3 separate regions of the Mus musculus genome follow, and regions 1 and 3 are each linked to region 2. The links are chromatin loops, found by intact Hi-C in ENCODE. Cell type or tissue: heart. All regions are shown on one strand. Each heading gives the region's core, and the rest is flanking DNA. Links, peaks and the distances in the headings are about the cores only. Region 1 holds the start of Gm5420 (predicted gene 5420). Region 2 overlaps Sgk1 (serum/glucocorticoid regulated kinase 1). Region 3 overlaps Sgk1 (serum/glucocorticoid regulated kinase 1).

Evidence for each region. A loop is a pair of places that touch in the nucleus more often than their neighbours do. Peaks named below come from ENCODE experiments on the same cell type or tissue, not always from the same donor. Only the 100,000 strongest peaks of a DNase experiment are listed, where the experiment ranks them.
Region 1: it touches region 2 in a loop (2.1-fold over the local background); 3 of 42 quality-filtered maps call a loop at or near these places.
Region 3: it touches region 2 in a loop (2.2-fold over the local background); 5 of 42 quality-filtered maps call a loop at or near these places.

Annotation. Positions count from the first base shown.
Region 1 is chr10:21,681,096-21,691,173 of GRCm38, reverse strand. It overlaps Gm5420 (predicted gene 5420), which reads right to left and starts at 329. Exons shown (of 3, transcript NR_045843.1): 1 at 1-329. In heart, for the core only: a CTCF peak has its summit at 5,511; DNase peaks (open chromatin) are centred at 4,923, 5,513 and 6,283; H3K27ac peaks cover 2,009 bases.
Region 2 is chr10:21,898,383-21,908,460 of GRCm38, reverse strand. All of the region lies in intron 1 of Sgk1 (serum/glucocorticoid regulated kinase 1), which reads right to left. Among named protein-coding and RNA genes, the nearest start is that of Gm46215, 21 kb to the right of the region's middle. In heart, for the core only: no CTCF peak of the experiment used is centred there; a DNase peak (open chromatin) is centred at 5,710.
Region 3 is chr10:21,946,707-21,956,784 of GRCm38, reverse strand. All of the region lies in intron 2 of Sgk1 (serum/glucocorticoid regulated kinase 1), which reads right to left. It also overlaps the pseudogene Gm18511. Among named protein-coding and RNA genes, the nearest start is that of Gm46215, 69 kb to the right of the region's middle. In heart, for the core only: a CTCF peak has its summit at 3,990; a DNase peak (open chromatin) is centred at 4,074.

The DNA.
Region 1 (10,078 bases), core at 3,401-8,400, 220 kb after region 2:
GTGCTTGGATTCTTAAAAAGAACAGGTCCCACAAGGATGGTGTTCTCTCCAGCTGAGTGTTTGTTTAGTGCCTCTCGAACTTCTTCGGAGGTAAGTAACCGAAGCCAGAAAGAAAACAGCTTGATCTTGGGGAAGTGTGCAGTTTCAAGGAACAAAACAAACATCAATTATCGTAGGAAGGGGAAGACACCAAAACAAACGCAATCTGCTGTTTTTAAGGGAAAGGACGGGCAGGTGCAGGTGAGACCCAGCTCCTCTCTTAGCAGAGCAGCGCACTGTCCTCGGGAGGGCGAGATGCTGAGCGAACCACGCTCTTCCAAACTCCGTTCCTCTTCCCACCGACTCAGCTCCCAGAGTCACGTGACCACAAGGGTTTTCAGAGGGTTCAGGAATGAGACCAGGGAAGCAACCTAACAGGTGTGGAGTTTTGTTTTGTTTTCTGGTTTTGTTTGTTTTGTAGTTTGTTTGTTTGTTGCTTCTTTAAAACTTCAGAAGGTTAAACACAAGACGGAGGATTCTCTCCCACCCCCACCCCCCGGTCCTGCTCGCTCTGGCGCTGCTCTCTATGACCGAGGATTCTAAGCAATGCTTTGCTTAATCCACATGTCAGATGCTCCTGAGGTTGCGACAAGTTTTGGAGATTCAATGAAACACGTCCCTTTTCGCTCTTCCAAGGCTGTCCCTTGATTCTCCGTCCCCCTTGGAAGCCTTCTGTTAGATTCTGAAGTTGTGGCCCTAAAACAGACTGCTCTGGCTAGGATGGTTGGTTGGAGCCTGATGCTCTCTAGCTGAGGACCGGGCAAAGTAGAGAAGCTGAGGAGAATTAGGTAATATAAGCAAGCTGGGAGCGAAGAAGAGTGATCGGGGTACTTGAGGAAGAGAGAGATGTCTATAGTTAGATAAATTCTAAAAAAAAAAAGAAAAAAAATTTTTTTAACCTAGCCTTTTACAGGAAAGTCTGCTGACCCTCTGATATCACTGTATTCCGGTTTTGGAATCAGGCCCTTGGCAAGCCAACTACAGATGAGAGAAAGAGCACGTGGGGGGTCGGAACCAGGCTTTGAGGAATCATGTGCCTCTACTGGGGGGTACGGTAATCATTTACTTGCCAGAAAAGACAAGAAATATGTCAAGCTCTGCGAATAGGAGGAAGGAGATCTTGGTGGCAAAGATGTGGGTGTTATCAGGGGCACAGGCTAACGGCTTCCAGAATCTGGCTGTTGTTGAGTTCAGGAAAGGGCCAGGACCTATCGGATTGAGGTTATCGTGGTGGCTTCTCAGAAGAGGTCGAACTGTGGAGGTTGATCAGAGAGACCTAGGAAAGTACAGGTTAGAGGAAGCAGATAACCACAGCACAAAGGTAGGAAATAGAAGGTCACAGGGGAGTCATAGGTGATAAGAAAGGGGCTTCATGGGGGAAGATCGGATAGATGTATTGTGCAGGAGGATTAGGCTCAGATGGTAAACTGCCTTGACTGTTGGGCTGCATCCACAGTCATTCAACTTGAAACAAGCCATTCAACCAAGGACTTTCCCCTGAATTTTACTTTCCCTTATGTAGTCGTCTTGCCTGCAAATCTGCCCCTTTAGTGTCTTCACACTCGCCTCTGGCGAAAGCCCATCCCCCATGTGTGTTCAGATTTCAAGAAATGAAAGAAAATCAGAGAAATTGATTCTTTTCTTTTAAAACAACTCAAATCACAAACCATACATTTAAAGGAGTACTTCTACCATTAATATTCAATTTAACAAGTTATATAAGGGCGTAGGCTTGTACACTTTCTACCAGAGTAGCCACGACTCAGTACTTGTAATGTCCTCTGACACTGCATAGACACACTTCCCTGTCTTTCTCTACTCTAGCTTGTTAGAAGAATGCAAACCCAGTTTTCTAGCTTCCTAATAGATTGTTTTCCTCATGGCTATACGCCATGCATGGGGTCCTGAAGATGGGCTTTTTACCATTACCTGCTGTCATTATACAGGTGAAACGGTATACCTATGTTATTTGTTTGCAACCTAAGTTTGTGCTCCAGGCTGTTTTTGAGACCGAGTTGCTGTTTAGAACAACCCACTAAGTACAATGCATTTATAGTCTTGATGGTCACACTTTTTTTTTTAAAACTTGGAGACAATTACTCTGTTTTGAAGAAAACACATTCAAATTAATATTGAAATAGACACGCAAGCAGTTGAGGAAAGGAAATGTCCGATACAAATGCTGTGCTCTCTGTTTGAGGACTTTTCAAAGCCTGGCATATCTTGCCTTGGAACTCCTTGTTCTTATAGGCATATAGGGTTCAGTTTATCACACCAAGTTCAGTTTGACTTGCCATGACATTCATCTGCACTCCTTTCAGAAGTTTGTTTTTACAAACTGCCAGTTCCGGCTTGTGAGCAGAGAGTTTCAGTTACGTCCTAGACTCACCATCCCTCACCCTGAGTCTACTAGCTAAAACTCACAAGGACACCGCTAACAGCCTCAGGTTCCCGTGCAGGACAGTTGAGCAAGACCCTTCACAGAACCCTGTGCACAGCTCAAGCTTTGGACGACAGCACAGTCCTTGGTTTTTTAACCCAGTTCTACTGGACATAAAATGAGCTTAACGGTGACAATTCTGTTGCTCATCACTGTTAGCTTTCGTGCTTGGGTGTACTAAATGACCAGCTTCAAAAATAAAATTGTCATCGAAATGACTCTACAGGACATTTCTCAGTTTCTGTGGTCTGATCTATTTCCTTATTCATTCAGGGAAGCTTGAAGACTTCGCACAGTGACACTTTGTTACTCAGCCTTAAGGGAGAAACATAACATTTAAAGTCCTTTTAAACAAATTCCATTTTCAGGAGTATTGACAACCATTCCATCCATTATTGCCCCAAAAGGGAAAGAAACTCAGAGTGGAGCAGAATACCCTTCTTAGGCTTTTCCTTTCTCTTGCCAACTTCACAGTGAGGGCTCATTTCTGAATAGTAAGCATATACTCCCCTCCCCTCTAGAACAACCTGGGGTGTAAAACAAAACAACAAAAATCTCCTGGGTCGCAAAAAGCAACCCCTCTTTTTTTAAAAGCATCTCTGTAAAGCAGTCAGCTCTGTAGATTATTCATGCTGCATGCATTTTCTAATAGGTAGTCGACAGCACTCCTATGAATGCTCATGATTTTCATATTAAAGTGGAAGAAACCCCGATGCCCTTTCCCCTCCACTCTTCCTTTGAAAACCCTGCTCGCTCCTGCGGAGAAGCCGCATCTCTCCTCCCCGAAGCACCGTTCTAGGCTTGTGTAATCATTTCAGCAGGCTGATGCTTTAATAACGATTTTTAAAATGTGAAATGAAACCCGCAGTTAAAGTTTACTGAAAACATAGGTTGCTGTAATTCCGTTGATAAAAGTACAGAAGTAGAAATGATTGGTGTATGTAGCTGCGCTCGGATCACATGACCCATGGCTTCTAGGGTGCAGCTGCTATCTAACCACCCGCTTCACCTCTGGCACCCAACCTGACAAGCATAAAAAGAGAAACAACACTGCAATGCCCCTTATCTCTTCTCTCTTATTATTGTTTTTTTTTTTGGGGGGGGGGAAGGCGAGCCAACAACCTGCCATACATGACTTATCAACAAACACCATCAATATGACACATTCTGTGACTGACTGTATTATGCAATCACCTCTACATGCCTTTGAAACACCGGCCCACACCCACCACCTCCCATAGATATCTAAAGAGAATTACAAAAGAAATACCCTAGATAAGAGATCTAGTCTACCCTAACTTGGACAGGAGAAAGTTGGCCTCGCCTTCATAAATATGCCATCCATCCATAAATATTCATACGTTCCTCTTAAATCAGCATACAGAATCCACCAGCCTTCTAAGCCCCTTTGGAACAGCCCACTCCATCCCTCTTTGCTTTGCTAAATCTACCTGTGGTTAAACTGCCCGTGTCCCTCCATGGAATTCTTCATTTGAGAAGACAAGGAACAAGTGGCACTGCCCATTGAAGAAATCTGCAAGTTATATTGTCTTCATTTTTTTTAACCATATGTGTTCTTTGATTAGTGTAAATATTGTCTACTCTTCACTCATGTAGAAAATTATTACTTAAAAAAATTCACTGACAAAATAACAGCCTGTGAAATCGTATGGCCTCAACACTTATACCTTAGCCAGAAATTATAGTACATAATTAGCAGCACACACACACACACACAGAGTCACAACCCACTCACTTACTCACACACAATTACACAACACACACACACAAACTCACACACCCACTCACATGCTCACTCACATACACTCACATACACACAACTCACACACAGTCACATATACATTCTCACATAGACACTCGGACACACATACACACATACACACACTCACACACATAACACATACTCACATAGAGATGTTCTCACACACACACACACACACACACACACACACACACACACACACGAAGCAGGAAAAAGGCAGGCAGAGAGAAAAAGGAAGCAAAGAGGAAGTGTGAGAAGAAAGACAAAGGAAGGGAAAACACAGAAGAGAGAAAATAAGGAGATAAAAGAAATTGCTCCCATTATGACTTTTAAATAGAAAATCCCTGCTAGGAAAGACAATAATAAGCCAGCATGAAAACAGAACATAGAAACAGAAAAAATTGTCACCTCTCAAATGTGTGTAGGTACTGAGACCAGAGAACTGTGGCTACACTCTTGCTAACCTTTACCATGAGAAACGGTGAATTCAAAGGAGGCACATAACCTTCCTGAACAGGGTTGGATCGGCCCCATCGACAAAGGTGGAAAGGTAAACAAACCAGGGGGCCAGCCCGGAAGTTGAATGCTTCTGTTGGAATCCAGTTGCACCACTGCCACAGTGACCTTGGCTGTGTTATATAATTTATTTACTCTCCTTTCTTCATGTGGGAACCCGTGATAAAGAATCCAGCAACCCTATCCACATCTCAGGGTCATCTGAGGACCGATGAGATCATCCGTTTGTGACAGCTCGATGAAGGTTGTTAAGCACCAAAGTACAGTATAGCATATGACCACAGTGAGCTTCGAGCTGTTCCCAGACTGGCTGGCAGTTGGAAGTCAGATAGAGAAAGGAGGAGGAGATGGGGTACAGCATTTTTTAAAAGGCAACCTGTTCTATTATCCACAGCTGAATTAAACACACAACACAATACACCACCACCACAACAAAACTCCGTGTGGACTTTTCTCTAAGTACTAAGTTTTATCCAACAGAGCTTAGCAACTGCATCTGAACACAGTGAGCTGGAGCAGCTAAAGATACCAGGGGTATTTTTTTTGGTGTTTTGCTTTTAAGTGGTTCTAACAATCCGTGGAGGAAGAAGGGAAGAAGACACAGGTGGCAAAGACTCGTGTGGTCAGGAGTCCTTGTCATCCCCACTCGGGTACAGACCACCGTGGAGAGCAGCTCACTGGAGGCTGCTACTGAGCGACACCCAGCAAACTAAGAGTTCCAGAACCCGCCTGGTGGCTTCTCTCTGACTAGCGGAGCCAAGTGTCTCCTGTCAGAGGTGGCTGGTTAACAGCGTGAGGGACTCAGGACAAGGACAGATGTCAGGGCAGAGAGGCTGACAGTTAAGCTCTCTGGCCTCTGACAGACAGCAGCTCAAACTTTCTGGGCTCCAGGAAGGAAACTCACATTTTGGAAACAGAAACAAAAGGCTTTCCCCTGCAACTGCTAGCATGTCGGACTGAATTTTGGAGGATTTTAAAAAAGAGCCATTGTTCACCCCCTCCCAGGCCTTAGCAAATCTTTCATCACTTTAAAAAAAAAATATGGTCTTAGCCTCAAGGCTTTGTTTGCATGAGGGTGTATGCTGCCCATGAGTGGAAAAGTCCCCTAAAATTTTCCGTTCTCTTATGCCCCTCCCTCCTTTGTCCAGTCATTCAGGTCTTTGTCTATTGTGACCCTAACATGCACTGATTCTCCACATCAACCTCATTTGAAATTTTAAACTTCAAATGCCCTAGTAAAGAAAAGCCACCAGACTCCTTTTGGCATAGAACCAGGTGTCTGAAGAGCCACGTGACAACTTGCTTCCTTAATTAAGTGATCATATTCATTAGAAGTTACATAGTTAAGTCCTTGTCAAAGATGATACATAGTCAGCAATGGATAGGAGCAATTTTGTCCCTAAGAGGACAGAGTTGTTTTTGTATTGCAGTCCCTTTCCCACTTGCAGTCTCTCCTGGCTTCTGTGTCTGGGGCAGGTGTTGACAGCTGTTGTTCTGTGGTAGGAATGGTTAGAGACACCAGCGATGCTGGGTGGACAAATGTCTTCATCGGGAAATCATGTGTGGGTCTGAGATAGGAAGGGCTGATCTGAGCACCACCCTCCCATCAGTCTCAGACATGGCTGCTTTCCTGGTAGCTGTCCTCCATGGTGAATTCTCTTCCGATCCCGCTGGAGCTTGGCACATACACTCACCTCTGTCTTCCTAGACAGGACCCCCTTCTTATCATTTTCTAAGGAAATTGGTGAATAAAGAGGTTATCTATCGGTGGTTGTCAGTTTTCTCTGAGAGAATGGACCAGAAACAAAAGGGAAATGCCTCTGACTGCATGAAGGAGGAGGATGCTTTGCCTAGGAAAGGGCGGTCCCAGGACGGTGGATTCTGAAAGCCCTGCAGTCATTTACCTCAGAGCATCGGCACAGGCGAGCTGGAGAGCAAGTTTTTGAGTTTTTCTCTTCATTATCATGCAAGAACATTTCACACTGCCTTCTGCCTGCAGCACATTTTTACACTTTAAAGCAAATTCAAATTCTTTGAACAGTATAAAAAAAAAAAGAGAAAGAAATCTTAAAGCTAAACAAAATTTAGTCTCACTAGGAATTGGTTGATAAATAATACACTCCTACTGTGAATATATTTTCATAGTGTTAAATATTTATTTATTAAGAAGTAGCATGTTTCCAAAAACATCTCTTTTGATAATCTCCCCAGTGTGGGACATACACACACACACACACACACACACACACACACACACTATAGAATCAATGCTTTGTAGGTAAGAAGAAAAAAACCTTTCAGGTTCTTAAGGAAAATTGATGAGAATTCCTGGGCACAAGGGCTGCTTTCCTTTATCTCAAACAGGTTTCTATCCTCAAATAATCTACCCCAAGTTGTGTGTGTGTGGTGCTTAAGCTAAACCAGATTTCTGACAATTCCTTCATGTTTCTGAGTAGGGAGAACTGTCAAGAAAGGCTTTAATGATGGAAGGCGAGGGAGACATGAAACACTAACGCATTTAGCTCCCTCATGCTCTTCTGCTGGCCGGCCTCTCCACTGTGAGGCAGGTCCTTGGCTTGAAGCTGACCTGTCTCCCCTTAGCTTCTCCTTCATCTTCTTGGTGCCTTCTCTGATGAGCACACCATAATCTTTGCTCTGAAAAAAAAAGAAAGAAAAAAAAAAGCTGGAAAGGGATTTGCTGTGTGCTTAGTCTTCAAATAGCCAACAAGACCTTGACTTGGCACCACACCCAGTTCCTAGCAAGACATCCATTAGCAGATTAATTGACACCACATCATTTTCCTCATGGAAGAGACGCATATTTTCTCTTCCTAGAATAGAGACTCACTGTGAATAGGCATTTGACTCCTACACCCGCAGTATTTCTGCTAACCCCTTCCCACCCCCAAACCAGAACCGTAACGGATTTCACACAGTGTCACTCGTGATTGAGACTTCTTCCATGGCAAAGGGGGCACAGAAGTGGCTGCATGCATGCCAGCTATTGATCTTACTGTGGTCTTCATTGGCTTAATAGACGGACAGACTATTCTTTTGAAGGCCCACTTACTGTTCTTTAGATGCAAAGTTCCACCTAGGTCAGCATATAATTCATATTTCAGTTTCTCCTGTAGTAGGATTTAGGAGTCAGGAAATAACATCTCACTATTACTACTAGTGATCTACTGAGCACATCTCATCCGTCCAATTCCTGAGGCATTGGGCTCTCAGTGTCCATGGATACTAGTTTCAGAAAGAGGAAGGCTTCAATTCAAACCATGCTATGAGTTGATTGAAGTAGACTGCCGCCCAGCTTCTTGACTCATGACATCTAACCCACAGACGAAAAGGAATTGATTTGTAAGGAAACTGTTTCTGCATGAGAGAGCAAAGGCATGCATGTGCGAAAGAGCTAAAGATCTTAGAGGTTGCTCCCAGTCTTCTCTTAACTGTAATTAAAGGCAATGGGAAACCACTTACTCAATTAGCAGAACTGCTAATGACCCCGAGCCTTTGAGAAAAAAAGATTCGGTCCACACCATTAAACAAGAATCCACAACCAACTCAGGCAATCAGAGGGAGGGAGATGGGAAAAGGTGACTATAACTGTTCATCTGTGGCCATGTGATCATGCAGACATAAGTAATAATTATGGGCCTTTCTATTTCATTTTGTTACGGTTATCTATGTATATGTAATTATACAAGTATAAATGTCTCATCTGTTACCTTTGTATGTCTTCTCTCACATCTCCTTGCCATGTGATGAGTAGTAACTTAATATGTATAGGATAGAGTACCAAAGGGGATGTGCATGCCACCTGGGCAACAGGGTAACATCTTCCAAAGTCAAGAAAAAGAGCCTTAGAGTTTCTTCTGGAGGAAAGGTAAGTGTGATTTTGGTTGTACTTGGGAGATACATCATGGTGGGAGGGGACAGTGCACAACCTTAACGTGGAAACTGAATGTGACACAGGAGGGGTAGGAGAGTTCAGACTGGAAGGTACGGCTGTTTAGTGAGCAGACATGACTAGGCTGAATTCTGTCTCCTAGGACTCCCTTTCCTTTGTATTTTGGGTAGGTGGGGCCACAAGTGTGAATCTTGGGCAAGAGCTGGAGGCAGAAGCAAGCTGCAGTTATTTTAGAGCTCTGAATGCTGCCCTTTCACTGCTTGGCCATTTCTTGCATGAGGTAGCAGATAGGCCTGCAACAACCTACCATCCTCTGGATGGTCCTCTGTAAGCTTATAGAACTCTCCAGCCAGGTCTGAGTGTGTGTGTGTGTGTGTGTGGTGTGTGTGTGTGTGTGTGTGTGTGTGTGTGTGTGTGTAGGGTCCTTCTCCTATAGAACACCATATAGTCAATATAAAAATCATTAAGAAGAAATGACAAAAAAAATTGTTTGCCTTTATGAGTTCCAACTGTATCTGATGTCCAGTCCATCTTTCCTTCTTTATATTCATTTTTCTTTTACATAAAATATGCTCATAGACTTTAATTTCCAACATCATATGTGAAGATAATAGCCTCACAGAGGTGGTTCACTATACCCCATAATTTTGGAAGGTTAAATTCCTGGCCCTACATGATAGGCATGCATACACACACACACACACACACACACACACACACACACACACTTATATACATATACACATACACATACACATACACATACACATACACATACACATACACATACATATACATATACAATGCATGTACATATATTTACCATTTTTTGCTTCCTTTATTTAAACATGATCATTTTTAATTTTAAAATTATATATTTTTACATCATTTCTTCCCTTCCTTCTTCCCTCTAACCCTTACCACATTCTTTCCCTTCAACTCTCTTTACCTTATTCCTTCCTAAATTCATTACTTTTAATTATTATTGTCATTCATATATGCATGCATAGTAATTTTATGTTTGAGATCTTCAGGAGCCAGAAGAGGGAATTGGATTCCCTGGGACTAGAATAACATAGTTGTAAGCAACCATATAGGTGCTGGGTTCTCTGGAAGAGCTGCTAGTGTTCTTACCCACTAAGCAATCTCTTCAGCCTTGACATACAGTCTTTATAGAGCAAAGCTTTATTGAAGTTTGATCAATATAGTATAAACAGTATTTACTTAGGTTGTACAACTCAAATGTTGATGTAAACTGATTTCTAAGAAGCAACCAGGTTATCAGAAGGGATATGTTTGGAACATTTCCTTGTAGCAGGAAGATCTGGAGATGCAATCGTTAGATCAGCCTCACTGGTAAGTAGACAGGAATATGCTTCTCTGGATAAGG
Region 2 (10,078 bases), core at 2,743-7,742:
CTTGGATGCTCTAGGTCAGTGATTCTCAACCTGTAGGTTGAGACCCATGGGGCTGCACATCAGATATTTACATTATAATTCATAACAGAAGCAGAACTATGAAATAGCAACGAAACAATGTTATGGTTGGGGGGAGGGGTAGAGGGTGGGTCACCACAACACCAGGAACTGCAGCATTAAGGAACTGCAGCATGTAGAAAGTTGAGAACTGCTGCTATAGCTATTTTCAAAGGCTGTATCTCCAAATACATTAATTATCAGGGAATGTGGAGATCATTTCCAAACACAGGAATCCGGGGAGATGCATTTGATCTACAACCTTCTGAGAATACTTTGGGAGGAATTTGGCCATAAGACATTCAGCTGAGCCCTCTGACAGGTCGTCAGCTTGGAGGCCAACAGGAACAGGCAGGGCTGGAGGAAGCAGTGACATGAGAAAGAAGTAGAGAGGAACCTGGAGAGAGAGCCATTAAAGCCACACCCTTTCCGAAGCAAAGCTTACAAGCAAAGCTTACAAGCACAGGTACTGTAAGTGGCAGAGAGGTGCTTCTAACATTCTGTGGTAAGGTCCCTCACACAAGAAGGAGTCATTGGAACAAGGGCTGAATAGGCCATGAGACAGCCACTAAACCAAGGGAAGACTGTCATAAGATGGGGTGTTAGGAAGTGCTAAGCATTTTTTTCTCCTACTGTAAAAGCTTCATGTCTTTGGCACTGTCCATAGGATCTAATTTTGTTTTAAAGATTTATCTATTTATTTTATGTATATGAGTACACTGTTGCTCTCTTCAGACTCAGTAGAAGAGGGCATCAGATCTCATTACAGATGGTTGTGAGCCACCATGCGGTTGCTGGGAATTGAACTCAGGACCTCTGGAAGAGCAGTCAGTGCTCTTAACTGCTGAGGCATCTCTCCAGCCCCCTAATTTTGTTTTATAAGCCATGCATGTACACACACATACACACACACACACACACACACACACACACACACACACACAGTAGTGTGCATATGGAAGTCAGAGGACACTTTGCTGGAGTCTATTCTCTCCTTTCACCATGAGGGGCTGAGAGATTAAACTCTGTCGTGGAAGTGACAAGCACTTTACCCTTCAGCCCTCTCTCTGGCTCTGTATTCAATACATCTAAGCCAACACTGGGAAGTTTCCATCAGTAAGGAAACCACAGTTTACTTCCTTACTCACAAACCCTTGTAGGTGCTAGGCAGAGCAGAGCGGCAGAGCCTGCAGTAACTACAAAGGCCCTTTGGATATCAGTTTCATTTCAACTTTAACCTCTGAGTTTTTCCACAGACCCCATGTGAAGCCACAAAGATCCTCTTGTCCTGCTGTGACTCTGCAGTCGGAGGTCTTGTTTTGGAAACAGACACCTGCCTGAGTCGAGTCTGAGGCAGCAGTGGCTGAGCCCGTTTGCCAGGCTACTCCACAGGTCCCATGCTCTCAGCCTTCCCAGCCCAGGGAGAAAACTATGTCTTAGTTTTACTGTGGAGTTCTGGCTGTGTCTTTTAGAAGGGGAAGTGGGGTTGGGGGGGGGGGAGCAGCCTGTTAAAATTGCAAAGTATGATTTTAGAAAACGTTCAGAAAATGTCAATGAATTTAAGCAGAACTCAGTCTTTACCGTGGACAAATGAATATTCCTTGAGGGGCTGTCTAGATAAATAATTGAACCCACGTTCACTACTGAGAAGTGCACAGTCTGGCGAGAAGTGTGCTTCCCATAGGGATAGCATGTGAAACTCAGAAATCATTTTATAGATTCTGCACTGAATAAAGGAAAAGGGAAAATGAAAATAATTAGCTGGGTTTTGTTTGTTTGTTTGTTTTGTTTTGTTTTTTGAGACAGGGTATCATTATGTTGCTCTGCTGTCCTAGAACTTGATACAGAGACCAGGCTGGCCTCAAATTCACAGAGATCTGCCTGCCTCTGCCAGCAGAAAACTGATTTCAATGATGTAATTGACTCAACTCAATATACCCCCAGATCTATACTCTCAAATATACTCCAGATAAAACTGCTAGCAGTATATTTTATGTTAATTTAAGGTTTTATTTTAGTTAGTTTAGAGTTTTGTACTATGTTGTGTCCGGCCAGCAGATCACAACATGGGTTTTAGCCTGGAAAGACATTTTGGAAACCTGGAAGAGAAGAGGGGCTAGGTGGCGAGATAAAGAAATGTAGCTAAGACAGTCATTCTGATCAAAGTTCAATTTTACTGTTCCGCACGCAATTATAAAGCAGGGGAAGGGGGCCCGATTCCCGCCAATTAGTCTTGGGGTCCAATAGCAGGGTGACCACATGCACGGCTCCAAACAGCAAAGCGGCAGGTTCCAGCAGTGGGCATGGTAGAACGATTGAGCAGGAAGCTCCACCCCTGAGCAAGCAGGTTTCAGGCTGGGGGAGGGGAGACTACATCTCCTCCCTTTTGTTAACAAAAAAAATAAAATAATAAAAAAAAAAAAGAAAAAGCTGGCCTGAGGCAAAAAATTTATCTATGCTTAATAGTTCTGTCTGAATTTTAGGGCTAAGGAAGAACATCAGGCTGATAGGTCTCCCTATAATGAAAATCTCACTGTACTTTAGATGTACAGCGCCCACAAGACCACATCCTGTTTACAGGCTACTCTGCTCTCTGTACCAACTAGTTTTGTGTGTGAAGGTGACACAACCTAGAATCACCAGAGAGGAAGGAGCCTCAGTTGAGGAAATGCCTTCATGAGATCCAGCTATAAGGCATTTTCTCAATAAATGATTAATGGGGGGAGGGCTCAAGCCATTATGGGTGGTGCCATCCCTGGACTGTTAGTCCTGAGTTCTATAAGAAAGCAGGCTGTGCAAGCCAGGGAGAGCAAGCCAGTAAGCAGCATTCCTCCATGGCCTCCAAATCAGCTCAGGATCTTTTCCCTGTTTTGAGTTCCTGTCCTGAATTCCTTTAATAATGAATAGCAACTATGGAAGTGTAAGCCAAAGAAACCCTTTCCTCCTCTTCTTGCTTTTTGGTCATGATGCTTTGTTGCAGCAATAGAAACCCTAACTAATACACTCTTCAAATGTAGCCTCTAGTTTTGGTCTCTCTGCTTTAGATACATAAGTCTATATGTCACCTTCCAGACATTACTGATATCTTCCCACCTGGGGCATGCCCTGCCTAGAATCTGTGTGTGTTGGCCACATTATGTCTAACACCTGGCAGATGATAAACACATAGTTCTCAATGAGTACAGTATATTTGAAGGAAGGCAGGCAGGAAGGCAGGAAGGAAAGAATGATTTAGGACAGGGAGGAAGAAGAGGAGTTGATAGTGAGCCCATTGCTGAGGACTGTGGGCATCAGACCAAGACTTGTAATGAATTCTGTGGACAGTCTCCATTTATATCTTGCACATTACATATTGATATGCAGTGTGCTGCAGTGTGCGCGTGTATGCCACAGTTTCAGAGAGAAGAAGGCAATGGCTTTCTTCTAGAAGTCCAGGAGCAAATAATCCAGCCATTAGAACTTACACAAAGAACAAATCCTTTTGTGCAAATTATTCGGTCTTGGGGGCTCTGTTACTACACATTTGCCAAGCATGCATGAAAGCCTAGGCTTGATCCACAGTACTGCATAAAACAGAGCGCTGTAGCACATGTCTACAATCCCAGGGAAGTGGACCAGGTCATCTTTAGTTACAGAGTTCAAGGCCAGCCCAAGATTCTGTCTCAAAACATTAACAACAACAACAAATTTTAAAAGAGAGAAAAGAAAGTATTCACTCTTAGAGGTAACTAAGTGACCTTTTGTTACTTTGTAGACAAAAGGAAAGATTGCGCTTACAAAACCTTAAAGGAATGGTTCTCAACTGTCCTAAGGCTGGAAAGTTCCTCCTGTCCTGACGGCCCTGAACCATAAAACTAATTCAATGCTAATTTATAACTGTAACTTTGCTACTCTTATGAATCATAATGTAAATATCTTTGTTTTCCAATGGTCTTAGGTGACCCCTGTGAAAGGGTCTTTCGACTCCAAAAAAGGTTGTGACACAAGTTGAAAACAGCTGCCTAAGAGTCCCTTACTTTGCACAAATGGAAGTCATCATGAAAATGACGCCCCTCCCCCACCCTGGAAGGGCTTTTACATTCTAGGAAATCAAGTAAATGGAGAAAAGTGAGATATTTTTTTTTTCTTTTTGGTAAAAAAAGCAAAATGCATTTGAATAGGAAGAAGAAGACAGAGAAGAAGAAGAAGAAGAAGAAGAAGAAGAAGAAGAAGAAGAAGAAGAAGAAGAAGAAGAAGAAGAAGAAGAAGAGGAGGAGGAAGAGGAGGAGGAGGAGGAAGAGGAGGAGGAGGCGACCTTAAAGGTAATTGAAATGACTCAGTGAGTAAAAGGTACTTGTTGCCAAGGCTGAAGACCTGAGTTTGAACCCTGGAACCCACATGGCACTTAGGAGGTAAAGGAAATAGATCAATAGTTCAAAGTTATCTTCAGCAATCCAGCAGCAAGATTTGGCCAGATGTGAGCACATATCCATTCTATCCCCTAAAACAAAACAAAACAAAACAAAACAAAACAAAACAAAACAAAAAAAAACAAAGAAAGAAAACGGGGATTGAGGGGAAGGGGGACAGCAGCAGACTGCCACCATTAACTCTTCACAAAGGTAAAACGGTGAAGGGTTCCCATCTGATGGGAGAGCTGGACCTGCTGTGCAGGTTGTGACCATGGGAAGCTCCTCTCTAAGTCATACTCCATCCCTAAGAGTTGGGCCATTCTCTCATTTCTAAGCTGTGTTTCCATCCATCCACCATGATTTTGTCTGGGTGCCTCAAAAGAATTTGAGCAGAAAGAGAGAATGTGTTTAATTTGGAAGCATTAAACTCTGGTGGTCTATGTTTAAGGATCTAGATGTGGAAGGTGGCTCATAATTTGGCAGCTTCTAAAGAGCTATCCGATTCTGGCTATTGCCCTGAAGAGAAGTTAGTTAAGCCTTTGACACCTTCCACGGTTACTATTGAGCTGACAGTGGAGGGAGTTAGACTGGATGTCCCAGGGGCCTTTCTGAAGGCCAGTAGCTAAACATGGTGAAATCTTTGGGCTACAGCCAAACAGGAGGATGTTTTATTGGACAAACTACTAAAAACCCAAGTCAATTAGTCTGTATGTGTGGTTGACCTTGTTAGGCCAAGTCAGCCATTTTGATTCTGTCCAAATCGATTCTTTCCAAATCAAACCACTCAATTTGCAGGTATGGGACTAGTAATACACTTAAGTAAGTGATCCTACTCACATGTCAAAGAGAACAGGAGTCAGACCACTTATGCAACATGGAAGTCTTGGAATCAATGTACGTTATCTTCTGTGAATGAATAGAAACTAAATAAAGCCAAACTCAAGGAAGCATGGATATTAAAGTGATTTATGGAAATGCTGAAAATAGAAATCAGTTATCGTTGCCTGAGATCTGATAAAATCTGGCCATTGTACTTCCTCATACAGCCTCATAATTCCCGGATGACAGAATAATGCTTAAACCAAATGTGGACATAGAAAGATAAAGCTAGACTTGGTGACAGTTTGGAGACCTCCATATTCCTCTTGTGGTTTACACGAGTGTGTCTGACATAGCAGCATCTGGGTGGAGACATAGCAGCATCCGGGTCCGAGGAGTTGAACACTGCATGTTACAAAGCTGTGCTGTCTGTCTGCTGAGAGTCCCATAACGATTCACGCCATGCTGATTCTTCAAGTATGTGATTGCATTTGCTGTAGCCCAGTGCTGGAGCAAGAGCAGCCGGCAGGAAGCCCAGTAGATGCAAATTCTAGGCTGGCTTCTGAGACCTCCACCTCCTTCTTCCTCTTGCCAGTTTTATTTGCCTCTGGCATCGCTTTCCCAGCTTAAACTTTAAATTTCTTGTTGTTTGAGACAGGATGTAACACATTCAAGAATGACTTCCAACTCCTGGTTTTCCTGACTCTGCCTCCCAAGAGCTGGGATTATAAAGGTAAGCCAGCACACATGGCCAAAATTCAACATTTTAAATGAGCTAGACCTAAATGTATGCTGTTCAGTAGAACTAAGTGCCTGCATATCATCATGCAAACATTACCACCCACTCCTTCCCATACTGAAACTCCATATCTGTCCAATAGCAACTCCTCAGCTCTCTGCCTACTTCCCTACCCCTGGGTCCTGTTCTAGCTCTCTCCCTCCTCCTCCCCCATTTCTCTCTTTTTTGACTTTTTCTTTCTTTTGGAGAGAGAGAGAGAGAGAGAGAAGTGAATAAATACAACAAAGAGAAGATCTCAAAAATTGAAGCTGCTTTTTGCAGTGGGTAGCAGTTACTGCAGAGATCTTAACTGGTCGAAATAAGGAGAATAAGTTACTAGTGAGTGCTGAGCCCTAAATGGGACATCTGTGTCAAACCTTTGTCCCACAATGCCCAGAGAACATTGAAGAAGAGAATACAGAAAGAACTTAAGAGCCATAAGATGCGGAGGGGTGCGGTGAAGTGCTCTCTTTAGGACATAGCAGGCTGTGCACTCGTGAACTCATGGGAGCCATAGCCACCTCTACAAGATCAAGTCCATAATCACCCAACATGAATGAATGTATCTCATGAAACTCCGCCTCTAGCTGAGCTATCAGCCAATGACAGCTGCTAGGGGAAGTATTAAAAGAACTCTGGGGGAAGTGATAAAGGATTTATGTTGGATATAACCAGGATATGTTCCAACACATATATGAAATTGCCAATGAATAAATAAAAATTTTTAAAAAGCCTCATGTAAGTAGAAGCAGGCACAAAATGCTTTTGTGATTTTATTGTCTTATGTATTGACCAAGTTAGTTTTTGAGAATGTTAACACCCAGGAAAGCTGGTTCTGTCTGTTCGTCTCTATCTTACTCTCATATTCAATACAGTCCCTGAGATCCATAGACTCCAAATATTTACATGAATGAGTGAATGCTTCAGGATGGGGCACACTGCTATCATGGGCTAGAGTGACTTAAGACTGAACAGAGGGCTCCTGAGAACTCAATGTGGGGCACTGTGACTATTGAAGTAACAAGGTCCTAGGATCCCCTTAAAGAGCCTGGGTCTGTGCTAGACTCAGTAGAGGGATAGTAATAGGGGCTATAGTGACATCAGTGATGTCACCAGTGACATCGGTGCCACCAGTGCCACCAGAGAAAAGCCATTGCTAAGGAGACAGAAATGGCTTTGGGGTTTGAAGGGTCAGACACAGGACTTTCAAAGGCACACCCTTGCACAAGCCCCAGGAGATAAATGGTGTTGGCCATGGCAGGGGTTTAGAATCTGAGGTCCAAGGAGGCTTCTTTATTTAGGCAAGGGCTGCTTTCTGCACTTTGAACACTTCTGAAAAGTCTGGGGAAGGCTCAGGGTCCCTTCCTAGAATAAGAGTTTAATGAATAAAGTAAAATTCATTAGGAACACAAGCCCATCTATTAGATCAGAGTACCCTTAGCAAAAGTCCCCCCTGCCTGGTTTTGTTTCAGGTCTTTGATACATGTTATCATGTAGCCTTGAACTCCACAGCCCACCACCAGGGATATAGCATGCTTTCTGTCCTAAGTGCTGAGATCTTAGGCCTTGTGGAAAGTGTTACTACACCCAGCTGACGAAATACTTTTTAAAAAAAATATCTTAGAACAACATTAGACTCTTTGTTATGTAGATAAGCCAGCCTAAAGAAAACCTAAGAGCTACCACAAAATTCTCAGTAATAAGAGGAATAAATTAAAGATTTAAATCTACCTCTAATAACTGTCATATGATATAAAAATACCTTTAATTTCTCCAAATGGCAAAACTACAGGTCCTGCCAGCAATACTGCTATGAATCATTGGCGGTGTCCATGACGGGAGAAGACACTAGTTTTTAGTTAGCATATATGTATATTTATATTTTCTATAATTACATTAATATAACTATATTAGCAAAACACACACACACACATACATGTATTTTTAGGTAAGTCATGAATTCCACCCACAGACATCTCCATGCCTCCAAGGGGTCCATGAATTCTGGGAGAGGGATGAATGCCCTCCTCTTCCTTTGGAACCATGGTTGAACGGCAAGAAGGCTCAGATGGTGACAAGTATGTTATTCAGTAGGGTGGAAAATAGAGCTTAATGACCAAAGAAGCAGCAACAAACGGCAGGTAGAGGAGTGCAAGGGCCCAGCACAGCCTGCTCTGTCATGCCCAAAGTGGGACATCAAGATGCGCAATGGACCTTCGGAATTTTTAAACATTTAAACGTTTGTTTATTTATTTGTGTATCACATGTAGGAGGGTAGGGGGTATCATGGTGTGCATGTGGAGGTCAGAGACCAACTTGCAGGAATCTGCCCTCTTCTCTTCCTACCATGGAGGGTCTAGGGATTAAACTCACACCATCAAGCTTGTAAGCGCTTTTACCTCCTAAGCCATCTCATTGGCTCAGGTCTATAGATCTTTATTGTTCTAGAGATTGAACCCGAGGCCACCACTCACTCTCACAGAAATATTTTAACCACAGAGATGCCAAGTTCTGACCTGTGTTTCTAGAAATGCAATTTGCTAGATTCCATGGGGTTTAATCGGCAGTGAGGAGGCCAGCTGGAAGGTGGAGACCATTTTGTAGGGAAGGACCATGATTCCTGGATGCACTGTAATCCAGGGAGATGGCAGTACTGGCTGTCCGGAAGCAGGAGTGAGGAAGAGAAGCCGCTTAGAAGGAAGTATGGACATTAGAGGCTGTCCTTCTGCTCCTAGATGGAAGAATCTGGCAATGCAGGCAGGAGGACCATAGTTTCATTTCTGTTTTATCATGTTCTTAAGGTAACAGATTCCCAGGCAAGGCAGGCACAGCAGGATGGTTCATGCCTTCAATGCCAGGGCTCAGGAAGCCGAGCCAAGAAAATTGCTTCAAGTTTGAGGCCAGCCTCCATGAATTCCAGGCTAGTCTGCACTACAAGGTGATACTCTTTCTCAAAAACAAACAAACAAACAAAACAAAACAAACATCAACAAAAGCAAAGAGAGAAGAGCCTGATGTGATGATGAGAGCCCTGCCATCCACTGAGTCTTCTAGTTTGTGTGACTGTGGGGAGGTTACTGAGTGTCTTGTTGATGAATCTCCCTTCTGCTACAGCAAAGCCAAGGAAACCTGCACTCTAGGGTTGTGAACTATGAGGGTGTTGAGGCCGGCCCGCAGCTCGCAACGAACGGTTCGACTGAGATGGCAACTCGGGCTGCAAGAGAGGAACTAGACGGGGCGGAAGAAAGAACGAAGCCAAGTCAAAAGTCTGATCAAAGCTCCATTTTACTGTTGCGGGACATTCAGTTATGAAGGAAGGGGGAGGGGACCCGATTCCCGCCAAATAATCTCGGAGTCCAGTAGCAGGGTGAGAACGTGATGGCTTCGGAACAGCAAAGTGGCATGGTCCAGCAGTGGGCGTGGCAGAACAAATGAGCAAGAAGCTCCACCCCTGAGCAAGCAGGTTTCAGGCTGGGGGAGGGGAGACTACATGAGGGAGGAAGAATTGCTGAAGACTTAGAGGATTAAGAGCCAAGGATGCTACTTGTACCAATACATTACAGTCCACCAGTGAAGGGTGGTTATTGCTTGAATAGGTGCTTGGAGTTCAGGAGCAATTAGACAGCAGTGCATACAACTCATATACTTGGGAAGATGAATTTTAGGATCCACAGCTGGCTCTGGAAAACACAGAGAATTTAGCTAAGTGGGGGGTAAGGTTAGGTAATAGAAGCACAGAAGAGGTGATGAGAAGTGAGGGCAGGCGGTGAGGGACCCATACACACCTCAATGATTGCAGAGGTGGGTCATCCATACCGAGGGGTGTAGGGGATGGGTTAGTGTGTGTGTGTGGGGGGGGGTGCTGTGAAAAACACAAGGCAGGACATGGTGGCCCGTTCCCATAACCCCAGCACTCAGGAGGCAGAGGCAGAAGGATCTAGGGTTTGAGGTGAACTTGGGCTACACTGGAGATGCTGTTGATGAGAAGAGTGACGGGAAGGGAGCCAGAAGGGGTGCACACGCTTGTCATCTT
Region 3 (10,078 bases), core at 1,780-6,779, 49 kb before region 2:
GCAAGCAAGCAAACAAACAAGAAATCAGGGACCTACGAGATGGCTCTGCAGGTAAAGCTGTATTCAGGGAATCCTGGAAAACTATAGTCCATTCCCAGAATCCATGTAAAGGGAGAGAGAGGCAACTCCACACAATCACCCTAGGCCCTGTCTTTGCACACCCCAGCTCACATGCACACAATTAAACAACAGCTACTATGTACTATCTTTCTATTTTCAAAATTACCTATAATCTGCCTTTGAAAGTCAGTCTCTCTTCCTCTCCCCTGTCACTGACTGGCTGTCTTTCTGTCTGTTTTTCATATCTTATTGAAAACAGAACAGATATATTGGACTGGAGAAGTAGCTGAGTTGGTAGAGTTGTCTAGCATTTGTGACTCCTTGGGCACCAGGGAAGACATGCCGAGCGCAGCGGCCCAAACCCACAATTCTGGCATTCCTGGGGTGCAGATAGGATTAGAACAAGTTCCAGGTCAGCTTGAGTTAAGTGAAAACCTATCTCAACAGATTAAAGAAACAAACAAGCATAAAGTGTCCATCCGGTCTGTTGGTTCTCAGGAGTAGAAGGACGAAAGCCATCATTGCTGTAATGTAAGTAAGCAGCATCCTAAGAAATAAACGATGTGGGCAGAAATGACAAACCTGTCGACTGACTGTTGGGCCACCTTGGATGCAGGCTCATCACGCTCAGTCTGTAATTCTAATGTGGAGCTCAACTTGTACTCAAATAAGGCTGTGTGACACTCGTCCCTCAGTTCGTTCTGCACCATCAGGAAAAGGGGACAGAGAGCCTCAACGCCTTTCTGTGATGATTTCCTTTAAGTCCCTATGGGCTCCAATCACTACTTTTGTTGGACAACTTTCCTACGGATTCTTTCCAAAAGTAAACCAGCAGGCCAGAGAAGCACTTTCCAACTCCCCAAAGGCTCACATCTGAGAAAAGACTACCTTCAGCTACAGTTCTAAGGTCCTCAGCTCCCAGGGGGTGGAGGACCTCCAGCTGGCACACTTGGGTATGCTGTCCTCACTTTCAGCCAGAGGAGAAAAACAACTGGACATTGGATTTAAAGGTCCCAAAACACCCCTAAAGCTGTTTATAATCCCACTAAGGTCAAGTGAAATTGACATTATTGCCTTACAAGTACGCAGATAATTTCTGGTTTTAGAAAATTATTTTGACCAGAAATTTTCTGGAAACAAACAAACAAACAAACAAAAAACTCACGAAACTAGAAAGTCACCCATGAAGGAATAAAGGAAAAATGTCAGGAAAAGAATAGTGGAACAACACCCAGGGTTTTGTGATGTAGCTATAATTTCTATATAGTCTGATGCTCTTTAAATACCCTTATTATTTACACTAAAAACAATTCTACATTTAAATAAATTATTAACTTAATGAGAAACTTTAAAGGATCAAAACAACGTAGAGAGCTGAGGGTCTCCATAGCTATGAAACTGGCTGTGAAGACAGGGCTGGCCAGAGACTCACAGAGGTGTGCCTGCCTTTGTCCCCCAAGCACGAAGATTAAAGGTATGTGACATCATGACCTGAATTTAGAGAATGTTTCAGTGAGAAATGTTTGGTTATCTTCAAAGTCTAACAAAACAGGCAAGACCTGGAGCATGAGGTAAAGAGAGTCAGACCACAAAATAACACAATCAACAGGTTTAGGTTCAGGGATGTTCTCAGGAGCCTCGAAAACCAAGATAACATCTCCCTTATGTGACTGAGCTCAGGACAAGGGATGTGTTATGCAAACTTTCCTGAGGCCTCCACGTTTAAAGCCAGCCAGGATTGCCGAGAAACTTTGTATTTTCTTTTTCTTTTTTTTTTTTTTAAAGACATGCGATTTTGTTTTAACACATCTTATATAATATGACTGTGATGGTTTGAATATGTTTGACCCAGGGAGTGACACTATTAGGAAGTGTAGCATTGGAGGAATGTGTCACTGTTGGCGTGGGCTTTAAGACCCACATCCTAGCTGCCTGAAAGCCAGTCTTCTCCTAGCAGCCTTCAGATGAAGATATAGAACTCTCAACTCCTCCTGGACTATGCCTGCCTGGACACTGCCATGCTCCCACCTTGATGATAATGGACTGAACCTCTGAACCTGTAAGCCATCCCCAGTTAAATGTTGTTTTTTGTAAGCATTGCCTTGGTCATGGTGTCTCTTCACAGCAACAGTAAAACCCAAAGTAAAACAATGGCCTAATTTCCTCTCCTAGAATTGCATCTCCTTCATGTGCTGTTCCCATCAACAGCCCAAGAAAACCAACTGTAAAAACTCACTAAAGGATAACTTAATGTATTGTCTTGCCAACAACTCTAAAATAACCTTATTCTAAATAGTGAGTGCCACAGGGGTTTTTCTTTTAGATAGTTTTGCTAATTGGGTTTCCCTCCATGCTGAGCTCAGGTTATTCTTCTCAGAGTTCAGAAGGCAGGTGGCTCCCGAGTGCTCCCAGGCAGACACTCAGTTGTTCTACTCTTCCCACCACTATTTGGGGGCAGCAAGCATCAGCCATGATCGTTCCAAACGCTGCCACCGTGTTACTTACCTAAGAACTCAGTGTTGAGTGAATGCTCTCCTGTGTGGGAGTTCAATGTCCCTGGCTGCACTTCCATATAGTAAAATTTCATTTACACACAGTTTTTAAGGAAAGTGCCTTCTTACCGTCCCTTCACTTTCTGAGACTTAACTTATTGTCTGTCCCACTGAAATGGTTTTCTTCCAAAATATTCTCTTCTCTCAAGCAACAGGATATCAGAGGGGGTAAATGAAGTATGGGCTTACAGTCTCACTTAAATGAGAACAAACTTGTCATTGAGAATAACACATCATAAATAACCCACATACACACAAAAGTTTATAGCAATAAAAATGTATCTGTCTCCTTCCCCCAACATGGAGTTAGTTCCCCTTTGTTGCACTGACTTAGTGATTTTTTTTTCCTACAAATTTTAAACAAAGATTGTTCATTCCATCTCTGAGAAAAGTCATCGTCTGCCAGCTGAGAATATCATCTTTGCATCCCCCGCCCGCCCGCCATTTTACATCAGAAACGTGAGTCACCTGTTTCCTGCCCATACAGACCTGGAGGACTCCATACAGACCTGGAGGACTCCATACAGACCTGGAGGACTCCATACAGACCTGGAGGACTCCATACAGACCTGGAGGACTCCATACAGACCTGGAGGACTCCTCATGAGAACAAGAAATGGAGTTGATTTATGAATTCAGAAAGTAGCCATTAGGTCTTAGAAAAATAGTAGATTTTTGAGAATAAATGCGGAAACCTCATTTGAAAACTGGTTAGCAGCAAGATTGAGGCATGTTCCTTCCTGAAGCAATTACAGCCACGCTGTGTAAATCACGGGGTTCTGGTGACTCCGTCCAATAGAGGAGAATTCCAGAACAGACATAAAACATTTTAAAATGAGACTAATTTCCCAAACCAGTCCGTTTTATTAAAATGTTGATTCCTTCAAAAACTTTCATGCGTGGAAAGATGGTCCTGGAATACTAGCACAGAAATAATTAGTATTTTTAATTGGTACAAGTGGGAAATAAGGCAGACCAGCTTTAATAAACAAATCCAATCTGGGGCACATTGAAGTGAATTCACAGTTTGTTTTTTTTTTTTTTTCCTAAAATCAAAGTGCATTGTACTTACTAACGAACAAAATGAATTAACTTGTCAAATGGAAACAGTATAATTGAACTAGGGACAAGTTTGGCGAATTAAGAAAGGAGAAGCCTTGAACCCTGGGACTCAGGATTGAGTCCCTGACAGGTGTTCATCAATGCCTTATCCACAGTCATCTACTTAAAATTTAAACATTTTAAAACCCCACACGGCGCTTATTTTGCAGATCAAAATCAGAAGTGAACAATGATCAAATACATTATAAGTGTGCCTACCCATGGTTATGAAGTCTAAAGGCTGACTCTGCAGGGAGGGAGCTGCCTCCTCCTAGCTGTTGAGCTACAGAAGTGAGCACATCTGGATCCCTAGTGATCCCAGGAGCTTTGGGTGTTGGGAGGCAGCCATCTGGTACAAAGGAAATCTGGACAGAGTGTCCCACCCAAAAGAAAGCACTGTATTGTGCTGCTATGAAAAGCAACCACTACACTTCCCTCTGATAAAACATCAGCCTCTCAGCTGGTAAAGGATTCAAAGAAATACATGTGCAAAAGTGTTCACTGGCTGACCAAGGTTCCAAAACCACCACCGACCTGCAGATAAGAAACACGAAATCAATTACTTTCGGAAACTGCCTAGGAACAGCATGCTGCCTTCATTTTAAAATGCTGCTCTTTTTATAATTTCTGTTGGTTATGGACTTCTCCTGACCTTAGGTGTCTGGTTGGTTTTTAATCCAAAATGAAAAGGCTGGACACCTTGAAAAATGTGAGTCCTTTCTAGTCTTCTTATCTCATCTGTGTGGAATTCAATGGAAATGTAAAATGTTTTTTTTTTATTTTTCGGTCTCTATATATGAATATGTGAAATATGGAATTGATAATGATGGATTAATATACAATTATGCATTGATGAGAAAGTAAAATGCAGCACTTAGAAGGAAAGCCAGTTCAAGGCTACCCTCAGCTATTGACTTCCAGACCATCTGAGCTACATGACAGCCCCTCAGCCCCCTCCCCAACATTTCTTTTTAAATATCATTTTTAATGTTCTAAAGATTAAGTTTTATTGCTAAATTATCTGGGATGAAGGCATATTAAAAATAAATGATCAAATTATAGCTGGAACGATTCATTATGAGACTCAGAAACATTTCATTGTGTCTTATAGTTTTATAGCATGATCCTTGCAGAAACCAAATTATCAGTGGTTTTCCCATCTATACTGTTCATTACTTCTGACCTAATCAACGATATAAACAGGCTTATTCTCAGAAAGCTCAGCAAACTTGGGCATGATGTCATAGTCTGTAATTCCAGAATTGGAGACAGGCAGGAGGATCACCATTCAAGGCAGCCTCTTGTAAATTGAGAGTTTAGGGCTAACCTGGGCTGTATGAAACCCTATTGCAGAACAACAACAACAACAACAACAACAACAAAAGATGTTTAAAATAGTCTCATTAATCTATAAGTGATAATTACCCTAGTGCGTGTTTACCTATACATGTGAGTGTAAGGGAAGTTCATTATTTTCTTTTGTGGGTATTTGCTTTTGTGAGACAGTGTGTTGGCTAGTCATAGGTCAGCTTAACAGACAAACAAGTTATCTGAAAGGAGGGAATCACAATTGAAAAGATATCTCCATAAGATACAGCTGTAAGCAATTTTCCCAATTAGAGATCAATAGGGGAGAGTCCAGCCCATTGTGGGGTCCATCCCTGGGCTGGTGGTCCTGGGTTCTATAAGAAAGCAGGCTGAGCAAACCATGAGGAGCAAGTCAGTAAGCAGCACTCCTCTGTGGGTCTCTGCATCAGCTCCGCCTCCAGGTTCCTGCCCTATTTGCGTTCCTGTCCTGGTTTCCCTTGATGATGAACGGTGATGTGGAAGTGTGAGCCAAAGAAACCTTTTCTTCTCAACGTACTTTTTGGTCATGGTGTTCCGTCGCAGCAATGAAAACCTTAACAAAAACAAGCTGGTACCAGGGTTGTTGGGTATGGCTGCAATAGACTTGATCCTGTCTTGGGGGGAATTTTGGAACTTTAGGCTAGAAAAGCCATTGAGTGCTGAGAGCTTGGTAAGCTGTTCTGTAGGAGTTTGGAGGATAATGATGAGAGCAATGCAGAAGATGGAGGCCTGGCTTGTGAAGTTTCAGAGGGAAGTTTAAAGACTCTATCACGGGCATTTGCTATTTTAACGTGAGATTCTGTCACGCGTGTCAGCTGGAGCTGAAGACTCAGCCATAATTAGCAAAAGATTGGCAACATTGAAGTGAAACCTGGGACAATAGATACTGGCTAGCTGGAGCTAAGAAGCTAGAGGTGGCCGGGCAGTGGTGGCACACGACTTTAATCCCAGCACTTGGGAAGCAGAAGCAGGTGGATTTCTGAGTTTGAGGCCAGCCTGGTCTACAGAGTGAGTTTCAGGACAGCCAGGGCTACACAGAGAAACCCTGTCTCCAAAAAAAAAAAAAAAAAAAAAAAAAAAGTTAGTGGTGATTGAGAAGAGACAGGCATTACTTGAGGTAAGTGTTTGTTCAGGGTCAGTACACACAAGCTGGGATCCGGAAGCGACCACGGTTTTTTACTTCATACGCAGCCAGACTTGATAATATGTAAGACATACCAGGCGATACTAGTTCTGAAGGCATGAAGGGGTTATGGAGATCAGCTGAGGTTTGGCACTGCGAGCAGTTAGGAGAGGCTGTTGGTGAAGGCACAGCCTCAGTACAGGTGACAACCCAGGACTGAAGGGGTCATGCAAAGAAGTTGAGGCTTGGCACCATGAAGAGAGCCTGTGAGAAGCTATTGGTGAAAGTGCAGTCCAGTTGCAGCAGAAGACCCCAGAGTTTTGGAGATGCCAGTACCATGGGATGATCACCAAGAACAGCAGCAGCAGTGGAGCGGAGCCAGGCAGAGCCTAGAAGACAAGCTGTGTGTGCTACAGAGGGCAGAGCTCCTTGAAAGAGGCCGAGAGATCGTGAATGAATCCCAGATAACTGGACACTGAGTTATTTATACTGTTGGAGTTTTGCCTTGTGTTGCTTAGTTCAGATTCTAACTGTTTCCTGATTCTTCTTTCTTGAGGAAGATATTTAATTTAATTTTGATTCTTGCCACAGCTGAAAGACTGATTTTTTTTTTTTGAAAGAGATTGTGGATTTTCAGAGAGAGATTTTTTTCAGCAAAATAATTTTATTTTCTAACACAGAAAACGTACTCACCCAATATGTGTTCACCTAACACATCTATGCTCAAGCGACTTCCGTGTCACATAGGGCTAGAGAGCTGTTCGGATGTCAAGTGTCTGGATGGCTAGCCTTATACATTCGTCGCAGAGTCTGCTTCGTTAGGTGAGTTATAGACCTTTAAAGCCTTGAAAAGCTACTTTTACTTCCGCAACTACTGCTTCCAGGTGAACAGAACACAGTGGTTTCAGTTTGCATTCCAGGGGAAACTTGTCATGTTTTACTCTGGTGCTGGAACTACTTATCCACATCTGTCAGTCGTGAGCCAGCAGACTCACATGGCTGTGTAAAAGTATCCACAATGGCTTCAGCGGCATCAGGACTGCATATAAAGTGGCTCTCTGACACCGCGGTCTTCACACAGCTAATTCCCACTTCCATCCGTTTTCGTACTCACTGATGCTTTCTAGTAGTCATGAGCACTTTAAATAATGTCAATTACAAAATCCATGACTTTACATTCTGCACTGAATGTAAACCTGTCTGGTTCTCTGTCAGGAATTTTACACCCCCCAAACCAGGCTGTACGTAGTAGCTTCTAAGTAGCCGGAACATCAGAAGCATCGTCATAGCTGGCTGCGTCTGGGTCATCCCCATCAACGGCAATGACTTTCCAGTCAGGGCTGCGCCCAGCAATCATGGCCAATATGCCCAGAACGTTCCTTGTGATCGTTTTCCCCTCTTGAACATTCTTGCACACACCTGGCTTACAATTTCACAAGTGTCAGTTGGGTCATTGCCATGGCAGCAGCCAGAATGTTTGCCACTGAGTCCTGGGTCTTCCTCTGTTCAGGCGTATTCTTCACAAGGCAACAAATTTAAAATGGGATTTTTTTTTTTCATATCTTGCTTAGCTGAATTTAAAGGGTTCTTTGCAGCAATTTCCAGTTTTGCATGTGAACAGTGCAGACCCTCAAACATCATGTGAAATGCACCCTTCTCTGCATAAATCGGAACATGGCGAAATGCTGAAATATGCTGCCATTTCTCATCTGGGAGAAAGACTGGTGCTCCAGGGTGAAGGGCACAGTGCCTGGCTACTGAGCCACCCATGGTGTCTGGGAACATGCCACTGCCACCAAACAGTCACCCAACCACACAGTCCCAGTGCAGAGCTACTGGTAAGGCAAGAGGGGAAAATGAGGACCTGAAATTTTAATGTGCTTGAATTTGTAAGGATTGGGGGACTTATAAAATTATTTATGTTTTTAATGTGAAATCCTGGGGATCAATAACAAAGGAAGGGTTGGGGCTTAATAGTGATGTGTTTGTGTGTCAAGTTGACAAGGGGCCAGTTGTGATAGCTGATTTTATTGACACACAAATGAGTTAGCTGAAAGGAGGGAACCTTAACTGAGAAGATGCTTCCATTAGATCCAGCTATAAGGCATTTTCTTAATTAATGATTGTTGGGGAGGCCCAGCCCATCTTGGGTGGTGCTATCCCTGGGCTTGTGGTCTTCAGTTCTATAACAAAGCAGGCTGAGCAAGTCATGGAGAGCAATCCAGTGAGCAGCATTCCTTCCATAGCCTCTGCATCAGCTCCTGCTTCCAGGTTCCTGCCCTGTTTGAGCTTCTGCCCTGATTTCCTTTCATGATGAAAATGTAAGCTGAATAAACCCTTTCCTCCCCAACTTACTTTTTTGGTCATGGTGTTTTCATTGCAGCAATAGAAACCTCAACTAAAACACACGGGGTTAACTAAATGACATCAGTGTCTAGAAATAAGAGCCTTGATTGGTTAAAAAAACAAACCTCTCTTGTGTAAATATTGCACAGCATCAGCTCACTCAGGCATTCGGTTACTTTGAATTTCTCCTTCCTTGTTTTGATTCTGTATTTGCTGAGCAAAAAAGACCCAGAACACAAGTCTGGGGGGGGGGAGTGGGGGGGGGGGTAACAAACCTATCCAGTGAAACACAGGACGGGGGTGGGGAGGGACAGCAGTAGGCAGAGCTCTGTGCCCACAGCTTGGATCTGCCTTGTTCTATTCATGATAGGCCTATTTGGTTTTTTGGTTTGGTTTGGTTTGGTTTACTTTTATTTATTTTTTATTCATTTATGACAAAGAAGCTGAGGAAGACCTATATGATGAATAAAAGCAGAAAGAAGTCAAATCAATATCCAGACATCTCACCTAAGCCTCACAGCAACACTTTAAGATTTTATTATTAATCTTATAAATGAAAAACTCAAGAAGTTAACTCGTAAATATAAACTTGACGTATACAAGGCCCAGTGTCTTTTTTGTATTTATTTGGATGACTCGTGTATTATTTCTGTGTTTATTTATACAATCTCATGTTGGAAAATAGTCATCCATTGCCATGCCTGGTTTTATATGGTGCTGGGAATTGAACCCAGGGCATTATAGATTCTATAAAGGCCCCTTACCAACTAAGCTACATTTCTAACCTTAAAATAAATTATACTAGGTATAGTAGCATACCTTTAATCTCAGTATTCAGAGGTAGGCAGATGTCATGAGTTCAAGACCGTGGTCTACCTAGCATGAAAACAAGCCATGGATACATAATGAGACACTGTCTCAAAAACAAAGATACTTGGTAATGCAATAGCAGGCAATGTGTCTGGTGAAACGTCAGACTGGTCAAAGTGTTGCTGCCCTGCCCAGTCCTCAGTCAGCACCCTGGTTTTGTCCTTCCCCGCCCTACAGAGTCACAAGGACAGGGTAGCTGTTTTGAGAACACTTTTTATTGTAAGCTGTGTAAAGTAAGGAAACAAAGTCGTCAGCGCCACAGTGAGGAAATTCCTCTTTAGATGAAACTTGCTGGGTGACAATTAAGAAGCCGGGATTTCCCCCCTCAAAAACTACCCCTGCTCATCACAGGGGCCCAGGCTTTGAAATCTGCCTATGCAGAGTCACAAACACAAGCCTCACAATGGCATCTACCACTTCTGAGACGTTGAACAGAAAAAAGCACACACTTATTAATCAAAGGCCTGGTCCGTGTCACAAGGAGGAAGTGAGCCCTATTAGCCTGGGTGGTTGGTTTTCATGCCTGAGATTAGTAATGCGTTTATTTTTGTTTAGATAAGACTGCGTGTAACTTAAGTGATTGGGCAGCAGGCACTACAGGGATGTATATGCAGAAGACACTTGAGTCATGACCCTGACCTACTCTTCTTCCTTACCAGCACAGAAGTCAGTGCCAAGT